3 separate regions of the Homo sapiens genome follow, and regions 2 and 3 are each linked to region 1. A link is an interaction called in ENCODE POLR2A ChIA-PET data of the cell type or tissue named here. Cell type or tissue: OCI-LY7. All regions are shown on one strand. Each heading gives the region's core, and the rest is flanking DNA. Links, peaks and the distances in the headings are about the cores only.

Region 1 (8,108 bases), core at 2,425-6,424:
ACCAGCAATGAATGAGAGTTCCTGTTGCTCCACATCCTTGCCAGCATTTGGTGTTGTCAGTGTTCTATATTTTGTTTTTTCTAATACATGTGTAGTGGTATCATATTGCTGTTTTAATTTGCAGTTCCCTGAGGAGGACATATGATGATGAACATCTTTTCATATGCTTACTTGGAATCTGTTTATTTTCTTTGGTGAAATGTCTATTTAGGTCTTTTGCCTATTTTAAAAATCAGGTTGTTCAATTTTCTTATTGTCAAGTTTTAAGAGTTGTTTGTATATTTTATTATTTTTATTGTATTTATTTATTTTTTTTTTGAGATAGAATTTTGCTCTCGTTGCCCAGGCTAGAGTGCAATGGTACAATCTTGGCTCACTGCAACCTCTGCCTCCAGGTTCAAGTGATTCTCTTGCCTCAGCCTCCCAAGTAGCTTGGATTACAGTCATGTGCCACCACACCCAGCTGATTTCTTGTATTTAGTAGAGATGGGGTTTCATCATGTTGGTCAGGTTGGTCTCGAACTCCTGACCTCAGGTGATCCACCTGCCTCAGCCTCTCAAAATGCTGGGATTACAGGCGTGAGCCTCCGCACCCGACTGGGAGTCGTTTGTATATTTTAGATAGCAATACTTTATCAGATGTATCTTTTGCAATTATTTTCTCCCAGTCTGTGGCTTGTCTTTCCATTCTCTTGAGGAATCTGCCTTTGTAACCAGCTCATTCATGCAATAAAGTTTGAGGGTCACTGACACCTGAGAGGTGAGGAAATATTATTTTTAACCATCAAAACATAACAATGCACTTCAGTTTTGCTTGTAAACACAATCCTATAAATAACAGAGGTTATAAACATATAATTAATGTAATTAAAGTATACATTGCTGAACTTCACAAAAAATATCCTTATTAGCTCCTATCTAGTTTATGAAAATGGATAGAGCATTAGAAAAAGTCAGGAGATCTGTATTCTAAAGGGAATTTTACTACTAATTAGCCATGTGACCTTAAACTGATCTTTCTCTACATCTCTAGACCCTAGTTTCCTCGGGTATAAAATGATGGGGATTCATGAGATGAGCTTTACAGTTTCCTGTAGTCCTGTGGCTTCGTCAAAGCCAAGACAAGGAGCCTATTTCTATTAATGAAAATCCTGAGTAAACATGGGTGATATATATTAATAAGAAATGCCTTTGATTTGGCATCTTTTAGACTTTAGGTAACAATCCTCAGAGTTAGGATTTAATGCAGACTTGACTAATGCATAAATTAAGCAAGGTTAGCGTCCCCACCAAAGTGTCACTGTGGTCGGTAAAACAAACCCAGATTGATAATGGCTAAATTTAAATGAGAAAGTGTGTGTGTGTGTATACACAATTACATATAGGGCAGAACATAGAGAATTTCAGACTCAACAGACTTTGTGAATGCAAAGAGAAACAAAAATAGAAACCATCCAATAGCCAGATGGCTGAGCCTTCTATTTTTAAATATATCATGAGTTCTGTGGGAGTATGTCAATGAGTAGAACTAAGAAAAATGTGGTAACCTTTAGCGTTTCTGTGTTTTAAACAAAACAATATCACACAAGGTGTCAAATAGCAAGGAAACTATATTATGAAATGAAAGAAGTGAGTGCTTTTTAAGTCCATCAAGCCCAGCCTCTAATATTACACCATGATTCAAAGCACTAATCAAACGTTCTTCATGCTTGAAGCTGCAAGTTATTTACAATGACTGTAATATTTCCAAGAAATACTGAAATTAGTAGGTGAAGTTTCCTTTTTCTCCCTTCTCATATTTCTACACTTAACTTCTTTTCAAATGCCCTAATATAGTCACGGCGTAGCCACGAAACGTGACAGAATAAACACACCCGTGGGTCATCGATGAGCCAAACTTTGCGAAACATCTAAGAAAATGTGTTTGAAAAAGAACAGCACAGTTTAGAATTTTAGAGTAACTCACGAATCAGCTAACCCAGTCAGAAGATTACTCACTTAAGAATGATATAATTACTTTCAGTTTGCTTAAAGCCAGGGAAAAGTTGACACAGCAATTAAAGGAAAATGGGTGAAAAAAAATAGAGTTACATTATACCGACTAAATTCAGGCTGTTCCAAGGAATAGGCCCAAAGCTTATTTGAGGAAAGATTATCTTGACAAATTGGATAAACATTTTCTGCATGACAGGACGCTGATGGAGAGTCTGTTCTGCAAGCACACCTGGTGGTGGTTTGCTTCGTGTTTGACCAAGGTGTTCAGCTTGCCCGAGTTCTCCCAGGGGCTTTGTTTAACGTTCGGCAGGTAGGGGCAGAGCCAGGGTAGGCCTTGGTAACGGTTGTTGGGCTCTGCAGATGTCTTACCCCACCCCAGCCCCACCCCCATCTCCCCATTTGGGTTAAAACAACTCTTGGCTAGACCAGTCCACAAAAGGCAACACCAGACTTTAACAAACAGTTCATGCTTAAGGAGGCCTGCGGTCTGAAGTTCCTAAGGCAAATAAAAATGGCAAATGCAAATAAATGCATCAACACCCCCCTCTTTTTTGGCTTCCTTCCATAGTCAACTGGGATGGAGAGGTCAGGTCCAACACAGGGAATTACTATGGATGCGAACTTTCCAGCACACAAAGCATCCTGGTGCCAGGGTAGAGAAAGTACAAATTTGGTGCATTTCTGCTCAAGGCCATACTTACCTGGGCCCAAATGACTATAGATATGGAGAATCAGTGGCCTCCTGTAAAGTTTTTGTAGCAACTCTGGTGTTCTCAAATTGTCTAGAAGTCTTGGGCATCCTGAAAGTGTGTCTTTGCTATAACTTGGCATCTTTGAAATGCAATCACCCTAGAGGCAGTAATATGAGAATGGCTTCTTAGTGTTGGCCATTTGATATTTTCTAGTGCTGCCTTATCATTCAGGAAAGCACTAATTTGGGGAGCAGTATACCTAGAAATGTCATTAGACAGTGTGGGGATTTCCACTGCATTCAGGACCCACAGAGTGAAATGAACAATCCCGCTGTTAGAACAATTTTGCATTTTGTTAGGTCAATTTGGTTCAGCCAAAATTGCTTTGTGTCAACTAGTTTTAAGCCTGAGTTAACTTTTAGCCTATCCAGTGGTTCCAAACATAAATACCTCACATTACTGTGTTGGATACACTGGTTAGAATTTGAGTTAGGAGTAACAGTGGTTTTAATTTGTTAATTTTTTAAGTCCTTGGGAAGTTATTCCCAGCTGCCAGGATGTGAAGCGCCATGGAGCTCCACCCTCTACAAAGTCCACTTTGCAATTTTCAAAGGAAAACTTCAGTTTTATAGATTATAAATCCACACTCTCATCTTCAATGTGAACACACCTCCTTTCTCTCTCCAACCATTGCTTCATTTCTCTGCCCCCCCTTAATTTTTCTCAACAAGTAAACAAACTGAATACTGTAAAAATCAAATCCTAGGAAAAACCAGAACAATGACACTGCTTGATTCAAAGTCAGCTGACATTGAATGTATGTCTACTGCATCCCTAGACATATCTTGTATAATCCTCACCCAGGGAAATAAGTATTATTTATCTTCACCTTAAGTATGTGAAATCTGAAGTTTAGAGGACATTAAGTTACAAGTCCATGTTCACACAGCTAGAATGTCAAGAAGCCAGGAGTTATTTTCAGTGACTTTGTCCTTGATTCAGTTCCAGGGCTCATTTTCCAAGACTACATTTCTATGTCTTTTAAAGATTGATAGAGTCGGCAAGGCACAGTGGCTCACGCTTGTAATCCCAGCACTTTGGGAGGCCGAGGCGGGCAGATCATTTGAGGTAAGGAGTTCAAGAACAGCCTGGCCAATATGGTGAAAGCCCATCACTACTAAAAATACAAAAAAATTAGCCAGGCATGGTGGCATGCACCTGTAGTCCCAGCTACTTGGGAGGCTGAGGCAGGAGAATCGCTTGAACCCGGGAAGCAGAGGTTGCAATGAGCCAAGACCTTGCAATTGCACTCCAGCCTGGGCAACAGAGCGAGACTCTGTCTCAAAAAAAAAAAAAAAAAAAAAAAAAACAATATAGCAAGGCGTGGTGGCACATGCCTGTAATCCCAGCTACTCGGGAGGCTGAGGCAGGAGAATCGCTTGAACCCAGGAGGTGGAGGTTGCAGTAAGCCAAGATTGTGCCATTGCATGCCAGCCTGGGCAACAGAGTGAAACTCCATCTCAAAAAAAAAAAAAAAAAAAAGATAGAATCAAAGTTGATGACTTTTCCTGGTAATATTTCAGAGCATTAAAAAAATGTTTTAGTGATATATGTTAATTATATCTTACCTTTTAAGCTTGACATTCAAAATAAAATTTTAAATGTAGTTTACTGGCAGGTTTTTTTCCCCAATGGGAGGTGTTCTGGCGGTATTTGAATCTGAGTTGAAATCCTGTGTCTGGCTGTGTGATCATGAATTCATCACTTAACCTTTAGTGGCCTGTTTCTGAATCTGTAAAACAAGAATAAAAATAGTTACCTCCCAGGGTTGGATTTATTTATGCTGCAATTTATCCTTAGACATTATCTGTCTCTCTCAGTAGACTAAGAGCTTCTTTTAAGCATGAACTTTGTCCTCATCATCTATGTATCCTTCATTTATTTCATTGGGTTGTGCATATACTATTTGTTGAATAAATAAATTATTTATATGATTGCATTTGCCACATGTTAGGATCTCAATAAAAGTTTTATTTTCCTTTTTTCTTTTCTTTTTAAGGACTAATAAGGTGTTTATCAGAGAAGAGGTGAAAAACTGCTCAAATAATTTTAGGCACTGTAAACAAAAATGGAAGAGATACACAACTGTATCCTTTTTGATGGGGGCAAAGGAGTCTCTTCAAGTGATCCATATTGGTACAGGGAGATGTCTGAACAGGTGCATTATGACATGATGCCCACAAGCCCAGGTCATATAATGGAAAAGTCAATGTCCAGATTATCAAAGAATTAAGAGAGCACAATGGGCCATCTTCCATATGTTTCAGAAATGCTGAAGAAGTAGTTGAAGAATTGGTCTTGCCATTCTCTAGGAATCATGTTGCTGTCTAATTCATTTGGTTGCTGCTTCTTCACCTCTGTGAAGGTATTGAGACTGCATAGGGGACAAAAGAAGCCAAAGAAAAATGATTAAATACAAAAGGCGGCAAAATATTTGCTCATATTTTATACATAAGTAATATTGGAGGTCACACCTTTCCTGAGATCAGTCTGGATTCCAGGTCTGATTTTAGAGAGTACTAAAACATTTGCCCATAGGTATTAAATTATTCAAATAGAGGGTGCAAGAGGAGGCAGAAAAATGAAGGAAAGGGTACTAATTTGAGGGAATGAAACACTTAAGGACCTGGTTATGCCAGGTAGTAGTCACCTTGGGCCAGTAACTTCAGTTATTTATTTTCATGGCCATCTGTTTCCTCCCTGGAAAACTAGAGGAGAATGGGGGTTTGTTCAACTCTGGTGTCAAAATGTGTATGTGGTGGGGGGGAGGGATTTTATTTATTTTTTTTTGAGACAGTCTCACTCTGTCACCCAGGCTGCAGTGCAGTGGCTGATCTCAACTCACTGCAACCTCTGCCTCCGAGGCTCAAGCGATCCTCCCACCCCGGTTTCCTAAGAAGCTGGGACTAGAAGTGCACATGCAGCTAATTTTTGTATTTTTTGTAGAGACAGGGTCTCGAACTCCTGGGCTCAAGCAATCTACCTGCCTCAGCCTCCCAAAGTGCTGGGATGACAGGCATGAGCCACCGCACCCAGCCAATGTTTTTATAATATGATTTTTCTGCAACTGTATTTGCTGGAGAAAATCACACCACTGTGTTGACCAGTCATGATCACACATCAAGAGGACTGTCTTACATCTTTTCATCTCTTCTGTAACCTCCAACTTATCCCTACATTCTCACCTCTCAGCTTCACTTTCAACCAATGAATCTACCTCATCTTTCATCTAGAGCTATACTGTCCAATGGTAGCTACTAGCCACATGTAGCTATTTAAATTTAAATTAATTTAAATTAAAAATTCAGTGCCTGAGTTGCACTAACCGCATTGCAAATGTTAAACAGCCACATCTCCCCTTACTATCATACTGGACTGTGTAGATATAGGACATTTTCACCATCTCAGAAATTTCTATTGAACAGCACTGGTCTATTGTAGAAGAATCCCCTCGTCTACTCAACCCTGACTCTCTAGACCTGTCTGCAATATACGTCCCTCTACCTTCCCTTTTGTGCCAATGAAAGAGGTGTCCCTGATTCTATCAGAGAACCAGCCCCTCCATGTGTCATCTCACCAACTCAAGGACCTTGCTTTCTGTCTCACCATTCTGTGTTGTAATGTTTCCCCTTTATACTGAATTATTTTTATTGACAAAATGTCAAATCTTTTAAAAAATAAAATTTCCCACTTCTGAGAAATGAAATAGACTTACTTTTTCTTATTACTCCTGCTAAGTACAATGAAAAACTTTGGACATTTTATATATAAATATATCTATATATAATATATAGATATATCTAATGTATAGATATATGTAGATATTACATATATATTTACATTGATATTATATGTAAAATATATTGATAAGAAATATACACACACACACACACACACACACACACATATATCAAGGCTTAGCTCAGAAAGATGAAGAGAAAAGCCATGCCGGCTAGAAAACCTGGGGCCCGCCGGGCGCGGTGGCTCAGGCCTGTAATCCCAGCACTTTGGGAGGCCAAGGTGGGTGGATCACGAGGTCAGGAGATGGAGACCATCCTGGTTAACACAGTGAAACCCTGTCTCTACTAAAAATACAAAAAATTAGCTGGGCGTGGTGGTCCGTGCCTGTGGTCCCAGCTACTCGGGAGGCGGAGGCAGGAGAATGGTGTGAACCTAGGAGGTGCAGCTTGCCGTGAGCCAACATCTTGCCACTGCACTCCAGCCTGGGCAACAGAGCCAGACTCCGTCTCAAAAAAAAAAAAAAAAAAAAAGAAAAGAAAAGAAAAGAAAACTTGGGGCCCAAAGGAAAACACAGTAGTGAATTTCCTGGGTTTTCTTTTTGCCTCATATATCTCAGACTCAGAGCTGAGCGAGCTGGCAACCCAGAAATGCTAATAAGTGCAGACAAAACCACCCCAACAAAAACCTGCTCTCTCTTGCCGAAGAACCAGGAAAGGGGCAGCCTAGGAAAACAGAGAAGTTTTAGATAATAACTGCTTCACCGCAGCCAAACACCACAGAAAAACTATGGCACCACCTCCACACAGGCCAGCAAAGGCCAAGTAGGGACCTAGAATTTCACCCTTGTGAGGCTGTGGGAAGTGACACAGCACCCACACTGGGATGGTGTCAGAGAAGGCCAAACAGAGAGCTAGGATTGTCATCCCTACTGGCCAGTAACGTGACTCTACTCCCACTCCAGTTTTCAGTAGAGATATCTAAGGATTCTAGACTTTTACCCCCTCCTGGCAGTAATATGCATTCCTTCCCATCGCCACTGAATAGGGTCGAGGGGAGCCTAGTGGACAGTCATGATGTCACCAGCACCAGTGGTAACAAGGCCACTGCAGTGTCAGTGGAGACATGCCGGGAGCTGGAACTTCCTTTTTATTAGTAACAAGGAGCACCCCCATCTCAGGTATAAACAGAAGCTTAATAGTTAAGCTGTATTTCTGTGTCAAGATGGCAATGATGAGGTGGCGCTCTTCCTTCCCTAGCAAGAGAGATGTCAGAGAAAGCCAACTAAAACAGAATTTTTAAATAAGATGCAGAGTTTCAAAACATAATATGAAAATATCTGATTTTCAATGAAAAATCACTCATCTCCTCAGGAACCAGGAAGATTTCAAAAGAAAAAAAGACAATCCGTAGATTCCAATTCCAAGATAACAGAGACATTAGAATTATGTCTACAAGGTAACAGAGACAAAGATTTTAAAGCAGCCACGGTAAAGATGCTTCAGTGAGGCCGGGCGCAGTGGCTCACCCCTGTAATCCCAGCACTTTGGGACACCTAGGTGGGCAGATCACCTGAGCTCAGGAATTTGAGACCAGCCTGGCCAACATGCCGAAACCCCATCT
Region 2 (8,108 bases), core at 2,596-6,595, 660 kb before region 1:
ACTCCTGACCTCAGGTGATCTGCCCTCCTTGGCCTCCCAAAGTGCTGGGATTATAGGGAGGAGCCACCACGCCCAGCCTGATGAAGCTTATTAAAGATAACTTTTATGATCAATGTGTCTGTTTATATTGGTAAGTGAAGATGATCCTAGCATTGTTCTAAGTACTCTGACAGATAGAAAAGAAACCTACTTAGGCTAGGCATGGTGGCTCAAGCCTGTAATCCCAGCACTTTGGGAGGCCGAGGTGGGTGGATTGCCTGAGGTCAGGAGTTCGAGACCAGCCTGACCAACATGGTGAAACCCCGACTCTACTAAATACAAAAAATCAGCCGGGTGTGGTGGTGCATGCCTGTAATCCCAGCTACTCGGGAGGCTGAGGCAGGAGAATCGCTTCGACCTGAGAGGTGGAGTTTGCAATGAGCTGAGATTGAGCCATTGCACTCCAGCCTGGCAATAAGAGCAAAACTCTGTCTCAAAAAGCAAACAAACAAACAAAAGAAACCTACTTAACAAATACTTAACTGAGGACTTACTATGTGAAAGGCTCTGTGGTGGGGGTACAAGCACGTAGTCTATTGCAATGATATTTGATGAAAACTCTGATAAGGGTAAGTACTGGAACTTCATAGAACACATGAGCAGGCCCCTAACCAAATCTTCTAAAGTCAGGACACGCTTCCACATAGGCTGAGAACTTAAGGCCAAAACAGGAATCAGTGAGGGGGAGTCTAAAGGGAGAAGTTCAGGGAAGGAGAGGACCCCTGAAGGCCTGGAGGTGAAGGTGTGTGTGGGGAGTTTCGAGAACTTTAAGTAGCTCACCATGGCTGCAGGTTGGGAGGTAGGTGGAGAGCAGAGGCAGAAACTGAAGCTGAAGAAGGACGGGACTTGAAGGCCACGTGAAGTAGTTTAGAGTTGATGCTGAGTGAAACAGAGAGCTAATGAAGGAGTTAAGATGCCGGACTGAAATCTGGGAAGAAAGGCTGCCCTGGAGAGGCGCGAGAGGAGGTGGAAATGTAGGTGATGGCACAGAGGGGAGGGTGAAGCATGATGAGGAATCTGACCAATTGAGCCTGAGGGTGCTTGCAGGGTGGGTCACTCTGGGCCAGCTGGACAGGCAGTAACCTCGCAGTGATCTCCAGGGACCAATGGCAAAAATGCAGGTCATCACCATCTTAGCAGAGAGGACTGTCCTATAGGCTGAGCACCATGATATTGGCTTGGGGGTGAGATCATGCAGGGGAGTCGGGTAAGAAGTATGGAAGCCCTTTGGGTTTTGATCAAAGAGAGTATTTTTTGAAGATTTTTGATCAAAGACAGTATTTTTTTGGGCAACATTTGGCTAAGTGAGCTGAGTTCTTTCCTATTATAAATGTCCAGTATGCTTCATGAACCTGTTTTACTTTGACAATGAGCCTGTAACGTTAAGGGGAGCATCAGTTCTCACCATCTGGTAATGGTATTAATAAAAGATAACATTAATGAGGTATGGTATCTCCTTTGGAGCAATCGCTGTGCTGAGCACTTGACATGTATTATCTCATTTTTCCTTCCCCAAACTCAATGAGGTCTTGTTATTATTATCTGTATTTTACAGATGAGAGTACTGAGGCTTGGAGAAGGTAAATAACACCATAACTATGTGACAGAGGTAGGATTTCAACCGAGGGTTGATTCCAGAGCCTGAGCTAGAAATCAAACTGCTATAGTTAAGGATGTATTGGACACTGAGTCTAAGGATTAACTGTGTACAAATTAGACATTTTTAGAATGCACAAACACAAACAATTAAAAGTCTTTTGGTTTCTTTCTGCATCTTCCTCTTGGAATTTTGCTGCAGGAAAAAGGTTTGATTAATAAGGGTTATGACTACTTGTTTCAAATTAAACTTGGTTTTACTGAACATGCAAAAGCAACAGGAAATACAAGTAGGATTTTTTTCCCCAGGTTTTGATACTTAAACTTTTGGAGGATTAAATTTGCGAAAACAGTAAGTAGGCTTTTATTTTTACATTTCACATATGGAGGCCATGCACTTTCACAATCCTTAAACTGGAAAAGATTCACAGAGTTAATCTACCCGAATCATTTAGTAGCCATTCCCCTTACTGAAAAACAAAATGTCACCAGAATTATTACAACATCCAAATAGTGAAAAGAGTTTACAGATCAAAAGCCTAATCTAACTCCTTTATTTTACACATGAGGAAGCTGAGGACCAAAGCAGCTACAGGACTGACCTGCCCAAAACCACACAGTGAGTCTGCAGCCCGGCTTCGGACCAGAGTTTCTTCTGACAAGCGGCAAGCTCACTGATGGCCACACCCGCTCATCCTGGATAACAGTATTCCCCAGTGGAATTAACACGATGCATCTTCCTGGAGTATCATTTTTACTTTAAGATTTAAAAGCAAGCAAGCAAATTAAATAGTCATTTAAATCATATTTATATTAAGCCTAACATGGCCATATTGTAGAGCAAACCATCGGGATTTAATAAACAAAACAGGAAACTTCAAAGAATGCTTTTTCTTGGAAAGAAGGCAGGAGAGCAAGAAAAGCGACTGCCTCAGCCTTTATCACGTGCGTCTTGTGGTTTAAATGTATTCTCTCTCCTTTAGAGATTTTCCAGAGGGCAAGTTTTTTTTTGTTTTTGTTTTTGTTTTTTTTTTGAGACACTCTGGGATCTGTTAGAAGTGTGACGGACAATAGTGAACTATCAATTAATAACATTGTTCATGACTATGCTGTTAAATAACTTTGAGAGATGTCAGAAACATGCCTTGCAGTTTCCATTAATGTATAATTTAAAATTGTCTAAATACATGTTAACAGATCCTTTAATACAATAGATTTTAACTTTTTATCTTAGAAATTTATTTTTTGAGCTAATATTAATAGATAATGTACTCGATTAGTAGTGTGTCACACGAATAAATGCATTTTGCATTCATTCAAGGTTATCTTTAAAATGATGTGAGTAATCTGTTTCATGCCCACAAGTACTATGAATGCTAACACTTCATTCTTAACTCATCTAGTTGTCATTAGGTACAGCAGCTGATACAATCTTCCATTAGACAGTCTCAGAACTGTGGGTGGTCTTGGAAACTATACCATATGAACTATAATACACAATAGAGTGAGTTGGGGAATTTTTTTAGCTTTAATTCTGAATCATGAAGCTCCTATTGGTTGAAATTGAGCAAAATAATAAAAAGGATCTTACTCTAGCATCAACTATACTGATGTGTTAGAGCAAAGTTCCTTATATCCTCTTTGCTACTTAAAGAATTTAAATTTGCCACAGTTATTTATTTATTTTTTTCAATTTAAATTGTTTATTTACCTAGCTAAAGGACCTGAAATAGCAGTGCTAGCAAACAGGGTGCACAGTTGACTGTTCACATTTTTAAAAAGCTAAATGCTCATAAAATAAGATATTGAAGAGAAAACAATAATGCATTTTAACTATGCTTTTGATTGAACCAGCACTGAGTACATGTCACTGGGACATTTTGGAAGTAAACTATGCAATTCACATCAATACCAAATTGGCTGTGCTCACTGTGGTGTTATTATAAAGGGAGTTAACTCATAATGTTTGGAAACTCGACGTCACTTTAAAGGTCTGAAACTTCAGTGTTATATATTTTTTAAAATTTCTTTATAAAAATACCTTTAAGTGCCTTAGATGTAATAAACACTCAGTAAGTAGCTATTGATTTAATTTCCACCAGAAACATACTGCATTGGAAGTCAGAATAGAAGTAAAATGCAAAGCAAATTATCAATTTGATATTTACTAGGTGGGTATGGAAGCAAGTGACATGTATGGTTTTGGCAATTCAAGAAAGATATATCTGCCCACAGAACTCTACACAAGTAATCATTTGCTAATCTCAAGAGAAATATTCTTTAAAAAACAAATCCTTTTGTGTATGCTTATGAAGATTAAAAAATCTTTCAAAACTTCATTGAAATGACAAGCAAACTATCATTTCTGTAAATGAGCTACAAATGTATGATTTTACAATTAGAAAAATATTTAAATGAGAAATCTGCAACCACAAAGAAGTTTAGACTGAAACAGTGCTACTTTTTTTTTTTCCTGGCATAGATAGATGATCCCCTAGTCTTTTTCACCATAGTCTGGAGTCCTTGTAAAGAAACCACACACAAGTTATTCTCTGGGCAGAAGCATTTTAGCTTCCAACTTTAATTTTTTTGTTCAACAGGCAGATAGTTTAAAAAGTCTTCTCTCCCATCTTACTCTGTTTCTTAAAATCCTTCACATCTTAAAAGGATAGAATTATAGTGCTGTTCATTTTGTACCTTCCATCCTACCTGCTAAGTTGGTTTTGTTTTTTAATAACCTAGGCCTAATTATTAAAAATTCAGTTGCTCTCCTTCCTTTCCCTCTCTCTCTCTCTCTGTCTGTCCCTCTCTTCTTCCTTTCTTCCTTCCTCCTTCTCCAAGTCCCTCTTGTCCTCCCCACTCCCCCCTTGTCCCCTTTAGAAGCCCCTGGGATGACACTGTTCATTGATGCATCTCCCTCATTAGCATTGCTGCAGCTTGGCTCAGTGGTTTCAGAGGCAATCCGTCATGAGAAAACTGAAGAATGTGCCCCATTTGCATGATTCTGTGCCAGAATGCAACTTTTTCTCAGCTGTTCTTTGTGTAATTTCCCCTTGAGCGTTCAACTTTCCCATGAAGTCCTAGAAATCATATTACAGATTTCCAACCCAATTGAAATGCTTTACAGATTAGTTTTACATACTTGCTTCCTTCCCCCCAAAACTTCGTAGTTCTTCATAAACAGAGCAAATTAGTACATAAAAAACAGGTTTAGCCTTTTATCGTTTGAAGTGTAGGGCACATTAAATGAATAATTTTGCTTTGAAAATGCAGGGGTTCATATTATATGTGCAAATATATATTTATTACACTTGTCCAAATGAGGTCACAACACTACTAAATACTTAGGCAATTTCTGCTTTCTAGTCACTTAGTGCCACTTGCAAACCACATTTTGTAAGCCACCATGGAACTCAGAGCAAAACATAGCAAAAAGGTGGATGAAATGCTCACTGTTTCTTTAATAAGGAGAGCTTCCCACGTAAGTCAAGATCTGTTTTGCAGTTCTTGGGTGAACCCATTTTAATAAAAGAATGAATTCATAGCTAACTAGCTGCTAATTAAATAAGTATTCTCACAGCATTTTTTCTAGATAGAAAATGACAACTAAAACAACTGTGAGATATGCAATCTGTTACCAAGATTTCCGTTTTCCAGAAATTAAGATAAATGTAATATGGTATATACACAAAACACTACATTCCAGAAGAGAAAACATTCCATTAAAGAATGTTTATCACATTACATCTGAATTAACAAGAAGAACCCAACTTATTTACACACACACACACACACACAACAAACACACACACACTCCGTAGCCCTTTTTAACGACGTTATTCTTCTCAGTATTATTATACACAAATTGATAGTCTTTTTATTCCCTTTTGACTTTTGGGTGCAGTCAGTAGTAAGAATAAACCATTTCTTCTTCTTATTCTCATTCTAAACACTGTAGAATAAATTATTTAAAAAATTACTTTTTGACCATTGGTTGGAAAGTAACCATAAAATAGCGAAGATATTCTAAAAGTGTTTTAATTATAACTACTTAAAATTTTAAATGACTTCATAATCTTTGGGAAGGAGAAGATGAATTTAGAATGAGAAGGCTGAAAAGACCAAACTTAAAACCTACTGAGTATCAAACAGAATTAAAATAACTTAAAGATAATTCCCTGTACTAACAGAAAAAAAATAAAGCTCTTAAAATACAAAAATTTGGTCGTTGAAGAGCCGCTCACACGGTGATTAGAATTAGGTTGCAGAAGATTTCATTAATTATAGGTGACTGATTTTCCCTGGGCAGACAGCTCAGGTCTCCCGGCCCCCTCCGTCCACCCCCTCCCCAGCTCATCTCAAACTGTTGTCTAACCTTTCCCTTAATCCATCTCATCTTGAGCTGATGGGAACTGCTTTCATTCTACCTCTTGTGGAGGTAATGAAACAATCTTCTTATTCACTTGGTTCCTCTGAGCCGGTGACATGCAACAACAACAAAAAAAAGCGAGCGCCCTGATTAATGGCTGCTAATTAGCAATGTTAATGACCAGGTGTCCGAGAGTACGGCCAGCTCCTCTCAGCATGGAGTGATCGCTCAATGAGGGCCCTGCAAATCCATTCCCAGTGACCCTTCCCCTCAGCTGCCAGTAATGAAGCCCGCTTGCTCGTTACTCCCGGGAGAGGCGCAGGAGGAGACCTGGGCCTGGGACCCAAACCCTTGCCTGGGGTCTAGTAGGTCTTCCATTAATTAAGGTTAGCATTTCTGGCCCCCCAAAAGCTCAAAGGTAGAGGAGTGAGGAACAGGGAGATGTACTCAAACCCTCTTTTGTCCAGAGGAGATTCTTTTTCTAAATGGAGCCAGTAATTAATTTTAACCGTTTACATGTACATCTGTAATTTTGACTATGTGCTAGCTATACATATCATCTTCTCAATCAGATTCTTTTATTATCCCGAGATGATTCACATGGGTGAAGCAAATCTCATATTAGCTTTCAAATACAACTTTTCATCTGTGAGGTTTACATGCTTTTTTTACCATTCAGCACAGATTACCTAATGACAGCAGAAACTCGGTGCGCCTAGAGGCGTGCTTAAAAAAATAATAGTAATCTTTGAAAATATTTTTTCTAGTTAGAAGGTAGGTTAAGTATGTAAGTGCTCTTATCTCTCATATTGGAGTAAGGGAATTATAATAACTTTTAAAACAAAACGACAAAACAAAAACAAGCTTTTCACAGAGCTTTATAGAGAATCGGCTCTATAAAGACCTGAAGAATTATTTTACTAATTAGAGTTGGTTCCTTTTTGGAATGCTGACCAGAAAATTGAAAAGTGACAGGACTGAAGTCTTTGTAGATAACTAACCATTAATTGTATTTGCCAATTTGTGACAGGCTGATTCTGTCTGAGTTTACACAATCATTTACTTTCCCCTCACTGGAGAATGGCCTTGTACTTCCTCCAAGCAAAGGGAGTGGGGATTCAGTTTGGAAGAAACAAACTGAAATGGAAGAAAGTATGCTATACCATTGTTTTTGTTTTAGCACATTCTTTCTTTTTAATGTATATGTCTCAGGTTGGGATAATACCGTGGCGGATTTAGAAATACTATATATATACACTATATATATATATATGCATATATATATATGCACACACATATATATCTTACTTGCTGAAAGGTCGTATGTTTGATATCATTGTGATAAGTTTCTGTTAATGACATTTTTGATACATGTGTAATTTATTTTGGTAGAATGTGTTATTGTAAAAATTGCCAACTATTCGTAGGTGATGAAATACCACCCATAACTGCACTTAATAGCAGAGTTTGAAAAATTGTGGTTACTACTTTGCTCTGGGCTAATAGGTCCGAGTAAAATTTGACAAGAAAAGCTTCAGAGCTTTACTTCCAAGTGTGGACAGGTCAAGCAATATCATCTCCTAGACCACAGAGGAGGAAGAGGCTGCCTAGATAGGCGTCTGGCTCCTCTTTCATTGGAGCCCACCTTCTGTTGCAGTAATATTTGATGTAGATTTCTGGGGAGAGGGATACAATTTTTCTCCCCATCATTAAATGATTTAGTACATTTTCTTTGTAGGAAATTTAGAAAACATTGAAAAGCATATGCATACATGTTCACATGTATTCACACATGCACACACAGCACCCACAATCCTAAACAGAACTATATCCATTGCCAACATGTTGTCATATATTCTGGCTATCTTTTTTTGTGCATACATACGTTTTTGCTTTTAACCGAAATTGTATCATACTGCAGATAATGCTTTGTAAATTGCTTTATAAAGTTAACAATCCGACCATAACTTGTCATGAAATATTCTTCTACAATAGCATATTATGGCAGCCTCTACTAAGAGCCATGAGTCTCCATTGACCATGAATGGTTAATGACGATTTCTAGAGTGACTACAGAGCCACATTACTGTGATGGCCCCAGTGC
Region 3 (8,108 bases), core at 2,596-6,595, 110 kb before region 1:
GCAATTCCTAGGTTTATGAGAGACAAGACTTTATGAAGTAGTTGTGATAATCCTCGTTTACAGATGAAGAGATAAAGCCTCAGAAAGCTCCATTCTCTTCTTACTCAAAAAAGAATGATTGTGAAGCCTTTAAGTCAGGCATTGTTCACAGTGTGAACAGGGCACAGTCCCTTCCCACTAGGATTCACAGACTAGTAACTAGACACTCAGGAATGTGCACAAAGCTAGAAAGTGGCAGAGCCAGGATTTGAATCCAGGTCCTTCTTGTCTCAGAGCTTATGCTCTTTTCCCTGGAGCACTGTTGGACCTAACCAGGTGTCAATATATATTAGACTATTTTAGGTCCCAGCTGGGGCCCTCAAGGCAGGGATGAAAGGAGAAGGTCATCCTGCTCCAGCTTTATCTTCAGATCTTCCTTTGTAATCACCACCTGCCATCACTGAATGCATCTATAAATCTGGAGTGACACAGGGTTTCCACCTCTCATCAGAGAGTGGGGAGAGTTTAAGGATAAAAATAAAATGATTTTCTCATAGATGCCCTTTCATATGTCACTCCAGTGCTCAAAAATGTTTCAAGGATTCCCCACTGCCTACTGGCATGGTCAGCCTCCATATCAAAGACGCTCCATGACCTGTCCCAGTGTTCCTCTCTACCCTTCCCACGATGCCCCTTAACATCCATGAGTGCCTTGCCCTTCATCCCCTCCAATCACTGGGCTACACATATTTATTGGCTCCATGGCTTTGGGCAGCTTACTTAATATATATTTAAGTCCCATTTCCTCATCTATACAAAAAGAATAGCATTATCTCATCCCAATTTATTAAGGATTAAATAAAATGTTTCCTGTAGAGCACTTAGCAGGGTGCTAGCCCATAATATTAATAAAGCAATCAGTAATGTTAATTTATTGCTATTGTTTTGGCTGCTATCTTACTTTTTGCTTTCCCTTTTCCATATCCATATTTTTCCCTTTCTAAGTTGCTTTTCTTTTTCTTTTTTCTTTTTCTTTTTTTTTTTTTTGAGATGGAGTCTCACTCTGTTGCCCAGGCTGGGGTGCAGTGGCACCATCTCGGCTCACTGCAACCTCTGCCTCCCAGCCTCAAGTGATTTTCCTGCCTCAGCCTCCTGAGTAGCTGGGATTACAGGTGCGTGCAACCATGCCTGGCTAATTTTTGTATTTTTACAGGGTTTCACCATGTTGGCCAGGTTGTTCTCGAATTCCTGATCTCAAGTGATCCACCCGCCTTGGGCTCCCAAAGTGCTAGGATTACAGGGTGTGAGCCACCAAGCCTGGTCCTGAGTTGCTTTTCATGTTCCTCCTCTTCTTCCTCCTCATAACCTAAACCGAAACTATTCAAATCCCAGCTTCTTCCTGAAAGCCCTATAGGGCAATCCTAGCCCACAGCAAATACTCTGTCCTCTGAACTCTTTCTGTAGAAATTCAATTTTGCACTGATAGTTGCCAGATAACCTATGGTTAAATGTTCATTCTCTGGTGTAAAGCTACCTGAATTCAAGTCTCTGCTCTACTCTTCACTAGCTACAGGTAAGTGTCTCTGCCCAGAGTTGGTGTCCCATCATATTATGCTGTCCTGCAGAGAGACCATCAGACTCAAGCCTGCTAGCCCCATATGCTGTGCATTGCAGCTGCACTGTCAAGAGTAGAGCCCTAGGCTGGGCGCGGTGGCTCACGCCTGTAATCCCAGCACTTTGGGAGGCCGAGGCGGGCAGATCACGAGGTCAAGAGATTGAGACCATGCTGGCTAACACGGTGAAACCCAGTCTCTACTAAAAATACAAAACATTAGCCGAGCTGTGGTGGCGGGCGCCTGTAGTCCCAGCTACTCAGGAGGCTGAGCCAGGAGAATGGCGTGAACCCAGGAGGCGCAGCTGGCGGTGAGCCGAGACTGTGCCACTGCACTCCAGTCTGGGTGACAGAGCAAGACTCTGTCTCAAAAAAAAAAAAAAAGAGTCCAGCCCTCTAAACCTGATGTGGGTTAACACGCATTCCAGGGGTTGGGTTGCCTAGGCATATCAGGGATAGTTAGATAGTCAGTGGCTGGGAATCTCCGGCAAAAACAGTTATCCTGTCTTTTATTTGAACAAGTCTCACTCTGTCACCCAGGCTGGAGTGCAGTGGCACGATCTCAGCTCACTCCAACCTCCACCTCCTGGGTTCAAGCGATTCTCCTGCCTCAGCCTCCCAAGTAGCTGGGATTACAGGCATGCATCACCACATCCGGCTAATTTTTGTATTTTTAGTAGAGACAGGGTTTCATCATGTTGGCCAGGCCAGTCTTGAACTTCTGACCTCAGGTGATCCTCCTGCCTTGGCCTCCCAAAGCAGTCATTGGTCCTTTTGAATCACATAATCAAAAGCCAATCTCAAACGTTCAGTGGCAATGTAGCACAAGGTTCTAAACTGAAAATTTTTGTATTATAATAAAGTAGCTTCAGTCAGCTTTACAACAAAGACCCACTGTCTTTTATTAATTTAGAGGATAGTCTTATGATCAAAGAAAGCAAGATTTGTTTAAAAGTAATTTTTGTCTGAAAAGGCATAGGCCCCAAATGGGAATCTATCATGTTCCCTACTAAGATATATATGTTTATGTCTTGCCTAAAGCCCCATGCACATAGTGGGTATGCAAAATATGCTAGTAATTAATTTATCAATGAAAAAATGAGGTTTTTTTGGAAAAGGACAGCAAAGTTGACATCTTCGATCCAATAATTCTACTTGTTGGAAATTTCTGCTAAAAATAGATTCTCATCTGTGTGGGAGTGATATGGTTTGGATATTTGTCCCCTCCAAATCTCATGTTGAAACATAATTCCACTTTGGGAGGCCAAGGCGGGTGGATCACGAGGTCAGGAGATCGAGACCTTCCTGGCTAACATGGTGAAACCCCGTCTCTACTAAAAATACAAGAAATTAGCTGGGCATGGTGGCGGGTGCCTGTAGTCCCAGCTACTCGGGAGGCTGAGGCAGGAGAATGGCGTGAACCCAGGAAGCGGAGCTTTCAGTGAGTCCAGATAGCGCCACTGCACTCCAGCCTGGGCGACAGAACGAGACCCCGTCTCAAAAAAGAAAAAAAAAAGAAACATAATCCCCAGCATTGGAGGTGGGGTTTGATGGGAAATGTTTCGGTCTTGGGGGCGGATACGTCATGAATGGCTTAGCACTATGCCCTTGGTGATAAGTGAGTTGACAAGAAGTCTGGTTGTTTTAAAAGTATGTGGCACCTACCCTCCCTCTGTCTCTCTCTTGCTACCACTCTCACCATGTGACTTGCCTGCTCCTACTTCGCCTTCTGCCATGAGTAAATGCTCCCTAAGGCCTCCCCAGAAGCCAAGCAGATGCCAGCACCATGCTTCCTGTATAGCCTGCAGAACCATGAGCCTATTAAGCCTCTTTTCTTTATAAATTACCCAGACTCTGGTATTCCTTTATAGCAACTCAAGAACAGCCTAACACGGGGCAGGGGATTTCAAAATTTAATAGAAATAAAAGATACAACCTTAAAGCCCATCAATAGAAGAATGAGTAAGTGAAAGATGCTAATTCCACCTAAGGAATACCATGCAGCCATTTTAAAAATACAGAGAATCAAATATCTGCTGACTGAAAAATGTCCAAGACATATTAAGCAAAAAAAAGAAAAATTGCAAAAAAGCAGGCATATTATGTTTCTTGTTGTGTTCATATTTAAAGCCTCCAAAGTAGGTATATTTGTATGTAAATGTGACACAAGGAGATTCAAAAAATACAGAGCAAACTTCTGACACTAGCCAGTTATCTCTGAAAATGGGAGAGAGTGTGCATGATTGTGTCTGTGTACATAGGGCTGGGGGGGGTAGGATGGTGATGGAAGTATTGTTAAATCTTTTACAATAATACTCTATTTGTATATTACTTATATAACAAAAGACAAAAAGATTGTCAAGGGAAAATAAACAATTTAAATTTTGTTAGAAGGAATTGTTTCAGAAATGATAAACCAAAAATATATTTGCTAAATTGTGATCACCAGGTTAAAGAAATTGATTATTTCAAATCTCATATTTGCTGTGTGTGTGTGTGTGTGTGTGTGTGTGTGTGTGTGTAGTTTAAAGGCTGCTTTCCCTCGGTCATTATGTTTTACACTGCCACTTCATTCTTCCTTATCTCAGAATAAATTCCTTTGCTAATGTGTTTTTAAAAATCAGAAAGCTTCCTCACTTAAAAGTCACCAATCAACTGGATCTGTTTTGTTAAGAAGCGTGCTGAGCAAAATGTGATTTGGATGGAATGGCAGGCCCAGGAAATGAAAAATTAGCATCACATGGCAATTCAGAACGTGACAATAGTCACTTAACAACAGATTTCCCTTTATCTTTCCAAAGGAGAGCAGTTTTTTTGGATAGAAGTTGCCTAATTGTTTCAGGGCACCCAGGTGAAGCCAGGATGAAGTCACCAGCTTCCCTCCTCATTGTTCGCTTGAAGCTTTCCTGCCCTCACCTCAGTGGTTCTACCTGCAACAGCTTAAAGGGGTATCCCTCGGGGCTGTTTTTTGAAGTCTGCATGCTACATCATGCTCTAAGACCCTAAGGAGGCTTTGTGGTATCATAACTTTCAGACAGACAAGTCGCTAAAGTAAACAGCAGGGGAGAGGCACGACAGGCCACACACCTACCAGATACCTACATTCAACCATTAGCACATGTCAAAATGGTTTAAGATTAATTAAAACAAATAGTCCCATGCTGGAAGAAGCCACACTCCCCGTCCCTACAGAGTTTCATTCTCTTTTTCTACTTCCTGTAAAACAAGAGTAATCAGATAGCAACAGTCTCAGAAATCTCAGAAATAATAGGGCAATGGTAAATTTTCTAGGCTAGGAATGCTGCAACATCAAGGAAAAAATATACAGCCATAAAACATTTAGCTGGTTTACAGAATATTTAATGATGAAGGCTGGAAAATATGTTACTGATGGCAACTCCTAGAAGGATATTTGAGCAGTTTTCCATGGAGTCTACTTTTAGAAAGTGTTTTAATCCCTTGATAAGTTCTAACCATCGAAATATGTTTTTGAGTCCAAAATTCAGGAAGATGTTAGTTACCTATATGATGAAGGCATGTGGTCACGTCTCCAACAGAAGAGAATGTTGGTGATTATCTCGATAAATCAAGTTTTAAAATCTGACTAAAGCAATCTTATTGATTAACAGACTCCTACTCATTTTAGTCCTGTCTTTAAATCTCTGTGTTGGAGTAGATTTTTCGTTGAGAGTTTATTTGCTCAATTGTGTTTTGTCTGAAATAAACAAGAACACAGAGTAGATTGTAATTTGCTTTCCCTCTCTTTGGGATCTTTTCAGGGCAAAGATAAATCAGATTAGGGAGCTGTTTGGCATGTAGCTTCTTCTGCCCTCTCTTTTGCATCAAATAGAAGTCTCTATGCTGTTTCTTGACTAAATTTGGGCTGGTTTGCTCATTCATTCTTTGAGAAATACTAAGAGAACATTCTGGTCTTTTCCTGTAACAATTCTCACACTAAACCTCACTTGTAAATGTAAGGTCTGGAATGAAACTGTGAACATGAATATGAAAACACTGTACTATTAGATTTCCATTTTGGTCTGTTTCTGGCTTGATTTGATTAAAGTCCACTCAGACTATACATCTAGCATCTTGCTTTCTCATTCTTCCCACCACAGTTTAATCCTTAATTTCCTCTACTGCTGGAATGCTTCATGCTGAATGATTGGATTAACAGCGCGGCATTTCAGGATGTACCTAAATCAGCTCGGTGGTCCAAGACTCCTTTAATTGATAACTGGCTTTCCTGCATTTATCAATATTAAATGTTGCCTCCTCTTTACTTTCTTTACTTTTCTTTAGTTAATACAAACTGTTTTCAAAAAAAACAGATTTTTACAACAGAGGGTCTCTTTTCTAGGGAGGAGGACACTGAAAGAACAACACTTACACTCACCTTTTTTTTTTTTCACCTCAAAGCAAACATTGCATTTATTCTTTGTTTCCAGCTTTCATGAACTTTTTATCTTTTCTCTCTTTTAGATCTGTGTATGTTCACAACAGCTGTCTCTCCGGGAAGCCCATATCCCATTTCTTCAGCTCCCCAGAAGTAGACATACATATTATTTCCCTGAGGGTTAGAGAAAGCTATCAGAACTTGGCAACATATAAAGTAAATACCCACTAATTGCAATACATTCATTTAAATCAGGTCTTTATCCTCCTTAGGCATTGTAGTAGGTGGCTTCCTTTGAAGTCTTGTTGAATTTGTCCAAAATTACCTTGCCAGAGGCAGACGGCTGTTTGGAACATTTGTTCTGAACCGATCCCCAAAGCAGTAAATCTTAGCGTTGGTAACGGCTCTGCTCACATGCCACAAAAAGGAAATGTCCTGGGTAGGGCATGAATCCAGGCTTAGATCCCCCATTGTATGCAAAGAACAGAAAGAGAAAGAGAGAGATACCTGCACAGCTCCCAGGGATATAATGCTGTTGTACAACTCTGATGACGTTATAAACCACAAACCCTGTACATTAGTGAAATACAAACCAACAGACTGCCAGTGAATTAGTGATTTTTTTTCTTTTTTTCTGCTGGATCCATTCATGCATGCATGCTTGCATCTCTCATTTAATAGTGATTTTATTAGACAGTGTTATCATTTGTTTGCTTACTTTAAACACAAGTAGCTTATGCCCCTCAGCATTTTAAATTCATGATGAGAATATTATTTTACCTATATAAGGAATAATGCTGTATTGGCATTAGGGTGCCATACCTATTATAGATTCTTATCTTCCTCACAAATGCACTGATAGAAAATCTGATGCAAACAATCACACTCTGAGATCTTCAGACACATTCAAGGCTTTGTTTGGGGTGCATTTCATACTTTTACCATGTACATAGAATGGCTTTCAAGTCTTTTCAGTCTGCTACCAGGCTTTGCTTCTATTACAATAGAAGCTGCTCTGCAGCAGGTAAAGGAGCTTCCTGAACTTGGAGCAAATGATTCTGTAGCTAATTGTTATGGAGATAGGCTTAAGTCATCTTCTACTTGAGTAAGGAATCCGAATCACCGAAGACATATAGGAGGAAAATATGTGGGAGTCTGCAGTTGTCTTGCTTGTTGGTACGTGGTGTGCTGTTCATCCTCCACCTTCAAACAAAATCTAATGGTCCTAAGATAAAGCAAGAACCATAAAGACAAAATCAACCCAAATCTCCAGGACACAGTCTTTAGAGCTCAAACTAGATTATGCCCTCTTTTGTTGTGGTGACTATTTCTTCACCTCTGAACACAATGTCAAGTGTTATCTTTGATCTATAAAGTGCTAAGTGGTCTATAGTTTTGTAAAGAGCTTTTTGTTTACCCTGGCAATAATAATGAATTATTAGCATCTGTTTACGGACCTCAAAAGTAAAACTGCAAATTTACAGTATTGAAATGACGTATGAACATTTTTCAAGGAGACTTCAATTTGAGGGCAAAGCAGACACCATCATTGAAGTACATATTTTCTAGAGCTTTCGGTGTGTGACATAACGAAACTTGCAATAGGCTTCATGCCCTAATGAAGAGTTCACAATCAACTAAGGTATAGACTTGTGTAAAGTTAAACAGTAATATCAAATACACAAGATCACATAAAACTGAAATAAATCTAACTAACTTTTCATCAATGTGGAATTAGGTAAATTATGGAACACCGGTATAATGGGATACTTTATACTCATTAAAAAGAATTACATAGGCCAGGCATGGTGACTCACGCCTGTAATCCTAGCATTTTGGGAGGCTGAGGTGGGTGGATTGCCTGAGCTCAGGAGTTCGAAACCAGCCTGGGCAACATGGTGAAACCCCATCTCTACTAAAATACAATAAATTAACTGGGCATGGCAGCATGTGCCTGTAATCCCAGCTACTCAGGAGGCTGAGACAGGAGAATCGCTTGAACCTCGAAGGGGGAGGTTGCAGTGAGCCCAGATCGCACCACTGCACTCCAGCCTGGGCAACAGAGTGAGACTCCATCTTAAAAAAACAAAAAAAAAAAACAAAAAAACAAAAAAAAAACAA

What was found. ChIA-PET counts read pairs that join two places held together with the same protein. Peaks named below come from ENCODE experiments on the same cell type or tissue, not always from the same donor. Only the 100,000 strongest peaks of a DNase experiment are listed, where the experiment ranks them.
Region 2: POLR2A ChIA-PET joins it to region 1 with 5 read pairs; 1 of 35 experiments calls an interaction of 5 or more read pairs at or near these places.
Region 3: POLR2A ChIA-PET joins it to region 1 with 7 read pairs; 2 of 35 experiments call an interaction of 5 or more read pairs at or near these places.

The regions. Positions count from the first base shown.
Region 1 is chr3:181,833,470-181,841,577 of GRCh38, reverse strand. No RefSeq gene overlaps it. Among named protein-coding and RNA genes, the nearest start is that of LINC01206, 110 kb to the left of the region's middle. In OCI-LY7, for the core only: no CTCF peak of the experiment used is centred there; no DNase peak of the experiment used is centred there; H3K4me3 peaks cover 609 bases; H3K27ac peaks cover 1,233 bases.
Region 2 is chr3:182,498,551-182,506,658 of GRCh38, reverse strand. LINC01995 (long intergenic non-protein coding RNA 1995) reads left to right here. Exons shown (of 4, transcript NR_134941.1): 2 at 1,945-1,987; 3 at 2,205-2,580. Among named protein-coding and RNA genes, the nearest start is that of LINC01995, 4.5 kb to the left of the region's middle. RefSeq lists an enhancer at 5,778-6,595. In OCI-LY7, for the core only: no CTCF peak of the experiment used is centred there; a DNase peak (open chromatin) is centred at 4,598; H3K4me3 peaks cover 462 bases.
Region 3 is chr3:181,939,844-181,947,951 of GRCh38, reverse strand. No RefSeq gene overlaps it. Among named protein-coding and RNA genes, the nearest start is that of LINC01206, 8.5 kb to the left of the region's middle. In OCI-LY7, for the core only: no CTCF peak of the experiment used is centred there; no DNase peak of the experiment used is centred there.